Linked DNA regions of Homo sapiens: region 1 is linked to region 2. Evidence: chromatin loops called from intact Hi-C (ENCODE). Cell type or tissue: stomach. All regions are shown on one strand. Links, peaks and the distances in the headings refer to the core of each region. The heading gives the core; the rest is flanking DNA. Region 1 has its middle 37 kb from the start of SYTL4. Region 2 has its middle 80 kb from the start of TNMD.

Evidence for each region. A loop is a pair of places that touch in the nucleus more often than their neighbours do. Peaks named below come from ENCODE experiments on the same cell type or tissue, not always from the same donor. Only the 100,000 strongest peaks of a DNase experiment are listed, where the experiment ranks them.
Region 1: a loop joins it to region 2, with 4 times the contacts of the local background. A loop is called at or near these places in 32 of 110 quality-filtered maps.

The regions. Positions count from the first base shown.
Region 1 is chrX:100,767,433-100,770,358 of GRCh38, reverse strand. No RefSeq gene overlaps it. Among named protein-coding and RNA genes, the nearest start is that of SYTL4, 37 kb to the right of the region's middle. RefSeq lists an enhancer at 1,325-1,619. In stomach, for the core only: a CTCF peak has its summit at 1,433 (motif pointing right); a DNase peak (open chromatin) is centred at 1,448.
Region 2 is chrX:100,503,389-100,506,314 of GRCh38, reverse strand. No RefSeq gene overlaps it. Among named protein-coding and RNA genes, the nearest start is that of TNMD, 80 kb to the left of the region's middle. In stomach, for the core only: no CTCF peak of the experiment used is centred there; no DNase peak of the experiment used is centred there.

The sequences.
Region 1 (2,926 bases), core at 272-2,771, 260 kb before region 2:
GACTAAAACACCAAAAGCAATGGCAACAAAAGCCAAAATTGACAAATGGAATCTAACTAAAGAGCTTCTGCACAGAAAAGAAACTATCATCAGAGTGAACAGGCAGCCTACAGAATGGGAGAAAATGTTTGCAATCTTTCTATCTGACAAAGGTCTAATATCCAGAATCTACAAGGAACTTAAACAAATTTACAAGAAAAAAACAACCCCATCAAAAAGTGGGCAAAGGATATGAACAGACACTTCTCAAAAGAAGACATTTATGTGACCAACAAACATATAAAAAATGCTCATCATCAGTGGCTATTAGAGAGATGCAAATGAAAACCACAATGAGATACCATCTCATGCCAGTTAGAAAGGCGATTATTAAAAAGTCAGGAAACAACAGATGCTAGAGAGGATGTGGAGAAATAAGAACGCTTTTACACTGTTGGCAGGAGTGTAAATTAGTTCAACAATTGTGGAAGACTGTGTGGTGATTCCTCAAGGATCTAGAACCAGAAATACCATTTGACCCAGCAATCCCATTACTGGGTATATACCCAAAGGATTAGAAATCATCCTACTATAAAGACACATGCACACGTATGTTTATTGCAGCACTATTTACAATAGCAAAGACTTGGAACCAACCCAAATGCCCATCAATGATAGACTGGATAAAGAAAATGTGGCACATATACACCATAGAATACTATGCAGCCATGAAAAAGAATGAGTTCATGTCCTTTGCAGGGACATGGATGAAGCTGGAAACCATCACTGTCAGCAAACTAACGCAGGAACAGAAAACCAAACACCGCACGCTCTCACTCATAAGTGGGAGTTGAACAACGAGAACACATGGACACAGGGAGGGGAACATCACACACTGGGGCCTGTCGGGGGATGGGGGTCAAGGGGAGGGAGAGCATTAGGACAAATACTTAATGCATGCCGGACTTAAAACCTAGATGACCGTTGATGGGTGCAGCAAGCCACTATGGCACATGTATGCCTATGTAACCTGCACGTTCTGCACATGTATCCCAGATCTTAAAATAATAAATAAATAAATAAATAAGTTTCTGCATCACAGGCTAGTGTGAAGCCAACCAAATTGAAGTGTGGTAACAAAGAAAACACGACATTCATTTGCCAGAGCCCTTTCTTCCAAAATAGCGGGCATGATTGGGAAAGAACTCCCAACTCCCTGAGTTGGGAAAGTCTCCCTGAGTAGGGAAAGAAGAATGGAAAATATATCCAACATTCTAACTTTTCTGGAGTGGGGGCGGTGGCTTCCCATGGGACTAGTGTCTGTCTTGCTAAAGCTAAGTACTGATAAGAATGGGGTGCCAGGTTGGGGGCTGCTGAGAAAAAGAGAGTTAAATGTGCACCAGAGTGCATTATCACAGATAGACACTAGGCGGCGCTCCAGTGCTATGTCTTATTAAACCACCAGCGAGGCTGCAGTACTACAGATAGACACCAGGTGGGGCTCCTGAGTAGAAGCCAGTAAAGTTCAACTGGGAGCTTAACATACAAAAGCCCAGACAGGAAGGATCCTTAGAAAGCTTTATATGTCTCCAGAACTCTAGTTGATCTAATTGGAGAAAGTCCTCCCTGTATGAAACCAGACTCCAAAGACTGCAATAGGTGGCTGTTTCGTGAATGAAGTCCCAACAGATGATAACAAGGCATACAAAGAAACAAGGAAACATGACCCAACAAAAGAACGTTAATATTCAGAAACTGTCCCTAAAGAAGTAAGATAAGTGAATTACCAGAGGAAGAATTTAAAAATAACCACCATAAGGATGCTCAATGTGAATTAAAAGAGAGTACAGACAGACAACTAAATAAAATCAGGAAAATGAACAAAATGAGAATATCAACAGATATAAAAACCATGAAGAAGAGCCAAACAGAAATTCTGAAACTGAAGAATACAATAACTGAATTGAAAACCTCACTATAGAAGTCCAACAGCAGATTTGACCAGATAGAACAAATCAGTGAACTTGAAGACAGGAAATTGAAATTATCTAGACAGAGGAGCCAAAAGAACAAAAGAATGAATAAAACTGAACAGAGCCTAAAGGACTTATGGGACACTCTCAAATGTAACAATATATGCATTATGGGAGTCCTTGAGGGGGAAAAAAAAGAGGAAGGAGCAGAGAATTTGAAGAACTGTTTGAAGAACTAATGGCTGAAAACTTCCCATATCAGAGGAGAGAAAGACATACATATTCAAGAAGCTCAAAGAAATTCAACTAGGATAAATATAGAGAGACCTATACTGAGGCACATTATAATCAAACTATAAAAAGTCACAGGCAAAGAGAGAATCTTGTAAGCAGCAAAAGAAAAACAACTTGTCATTTAAAAGTGCGCTTCTAATAGATCGTCAACAGATTTTTCAGCAGAAACCTTGCAGGATAGAACTGATGTATTCAAAATTCTGAAATAAAAAACTGCTACTCAATAATATTATATCTGGCAAAACTGTCCTTCAAAAATGGAGGCAAAATGAAGAGTTTCTGAGATAAACAAAAGCTGAGGGAGTTAATCACACTAGACCTGTCCTATAAGAAATGCTGAAGAAAGTCTGTCAAGTTGAAGAAAAAAGACAATAAACAGCAATGTGAAACCATACAAAAATATAAAATTCCTTGGTAAAGGTTAATATGTAGATAAATGTAGAATCCTGTAGGTAGTATTTTAATGTAGATACATAAATCACTTTAAAAATCTTATCTAGCATTTAAAAACAAGAGCAGAAAAGGTAATTTTAAATCTATGTTAATGGTATGCAATATTAAAGAGATATTTTGTGTCATGAAATTAAGTTGTTATAAGTTCAAAATAGATTGTTATAACTTTAAGCTGTTTTATGTAATTACAATGGCAACCACAAAGAAAATACCTATAGAGATCAGAG
Region 2 (2,926 bases), core at 94-2,593:
TCAACCTTGATCCCTTGGCTGAGGTAGTAGTTTTCAAGTTTTTCCACCATAAAGTTGCTCTTTTCCTCTCTTTTTCATACTGTACTCTTTGGAAGGAAGTCATTATGTACAGACCACATTTCAGGAGTGGGGAGTTATGCTCTACCTCCTTGAGAGGGAAGTATCCACATAAATTATTTATAATTCTTTTGTATGGGAGGTTTCTCTATTCTCCCTCATTTATTTGTTTACTAAATTATTTGTTTACATCAGTAAGGACTCATGAATATTTATTTTATATTTTTAGTTATAATCCCACACAGTTTTATTTATTTTCTTATTCAAATTGTTCCAATTTTGGTCTTTGGGACCTCTTTCAGTTGATTGCTGTGTCCCTTTGGCATACCCCTATCATTTTTATTTTTTAGCATTTTCTTACTTTCTGGTACTATGCAATGCTCCAGGCTCATCTTGTATATTCATAGCCCCAGTCCTAGAGTCAGCCATTTCTCCGAGGAGCCCTGGTCCCTTGTGTTGCAGAATGAAATTAGAAACCAATATCTGGGCATTGGGTATAACATTTCTTTTTGTGCAGGTTTGCTGGCAAAAAATTCTCTCAGGTTTGGTTTGGTTTGACTGACAAGGTATGTAATTAGCTTTTATTTTGGAAGGTTTTTTCCTCCTTTGATATAGCATTCTAGGTTAACAGTTTTTTTTTTTTTTCCTTTCACTACTTGTATTAGTCAGGGTTCTCTAGAGGGACAGAACTAATAGGACATATATATATGTGTGTGTGTGTGTGTGTGTGTGTGTGTATGTGTGTGTATATAAAGGGGAGTTTATTAAGTATTAACTCACATGATCAGAAGGTCCCACAATAGGCCGTCTGCAAGCTGAGGAGCAAGGAGAACCAGTCAGAGTCCCAAAACTGAGGAACTTGGAGTCCAATGTTCAAGGGCAGGAAGCATCCATCACAGGAGAAAGATGTAGGCTGGGAGGCTAGGCCAGTATAATCTTTTCACATTTTTCTGCCTGGTTTATATTCTAGCCATGCTGGCAGCTGATTAGATGGTGCCTACCCAGATTAAGGGTGGGTCTGCCTTTCTCAGCCCACTGACTCAAATGTCAATCTTCTTTGGCAACACCCTCACAGACACACCCAGGATCAATACTTTGCATCCTTCAATCCAAGCAAGTTGACACTCAGTATTAACCATCACACTACTTTGATGTCTCTCCATTGCTTTCCAGTTTACATTGTTTCTGATAAGTCAGGGTTAATCCTTGTCTTTGTTCCCTTATACCTAAACTGTTCTTTGTTTTCCTTTGGCTGCATTTAAGACTTTTTATTTTGAGACAGAGTTTCGCTCTTGTTGCCCAGGCTGGAGTGCAATGGCGTGAAATCGGATCACCGCAACTTCTGCCTCCCGGGTTCAAGCGATTCTCCTGACTCAGCCTCCCGAGTAGCTGGGATTACAGGCATGCACCACCACGCCCAGCTAATATTGTATTTTTGGTAGAGATGGGGTTTCTGCATGTTGGTCAGGCTGGTCTCCAACTCCCGACCTTAGGTGATCCGCCCGCCTCAGCCTCCCAAAGTGCTGGGATTACAGGCATGAGCCACCACGCCCAGCCAAGATTCTTTCTTTGTCATTAGTTTTTAGCAGCTTGATTATGATGTGCCTTGGTGTGGTTCTCTTTGTGTTTATACTGCTTGGAGTTGGTTGAACTTTTTGAATCTGTGGATTTATAGTTATCATCAAATTTTGAAAATTTTAGTCATTATTTCTTCAAATGTTTTCTCTAAATCCCCATTCTGGGCCTTCAATTATATATGAGTGAGACCACTTGATATTGTCCCACATATCACTGAGGCTCTAGTTCTCATTTTTTCATACTTTTTTTCTTTTTGTGTTTCAATTTGGATACTTTCTATTGCTATGTCTTCAAGTTTACTCATTTTCTGCAGTGTCTAATCTGTTGTTAATCCTAATCAGTAAAGTTTCTATTTCAAATATATTTTTAGCTCTAGTAGTTTTATTTGGTTCTTTTAAAATTATTTCCATTTCTTTCCTCATTATGTTTATGTTTTATTTTGAACCCTTGAACATATTTTAATAGCTTTTCTAAATTTTTGTCTGTTAATTCTACACTTTCTGTTTTTTTCTGTCATCTAATTTTTTTTTCTGTTTATAGGTCATATTTTCCTGTTTCTTTGCTTGTCTAGTAGTTTTAATTAGATGCTGGATATTGTGAATGTTTTGTTGTTGAGTGCCTGAATTTTGTTGTCTTACTTTAAAGAATGTTGAGTTTTGTTTAGCAGGCATTTAAGTCATTTTCATGTCAGGTTCAAACTTTTAAGGCTTGTTTATAAGCTTTGTTACAGTAGGTCTAGGGTAGCTTTCACTCTAGTCTAGGACTAGGATAGCCCTACTACGAATGCGTGATCATTTTGGGGTCTCAACTCAAATTCCTGGGTACTCAACATTTCTTCACTCTGGCTGATTGGAAATCAAACATTTCCCTGTCCTGGTTGAGCTCTGGGAATTGTTCAGCTTACAGCTCTTCAGCAGTTGTTCTTTGCCTATCCTCATGGGAGTTTCACTCTATGTATGCACAGCTCAGTATTCAGCAAAGACTCAAGGGAGCCCCATGCCAAATTTTGGAATTCTTTCTTTGCATAACTCCCTCCTCTCTTATACCCTGCCCCGCAAATTATAGCTGTCTTGGCCTACCTGGACTCAGATCTCTGTCTCCTAAATCAGCAAGATCACTGTGCTCTGCTTGGGTTTTCCATCCTTATGCTGTGGTCCAGAAATTGCCTCCAAGCAGCAAGCTAGGCAATAACAGAGATTACATAATTTATTTCCTTTATCTCGAAGATCATAGTTCTGCACTCCCTTTTGTCTACTGTCTGAAAGCAATTGTTTCCTATATTTTGTCCAGT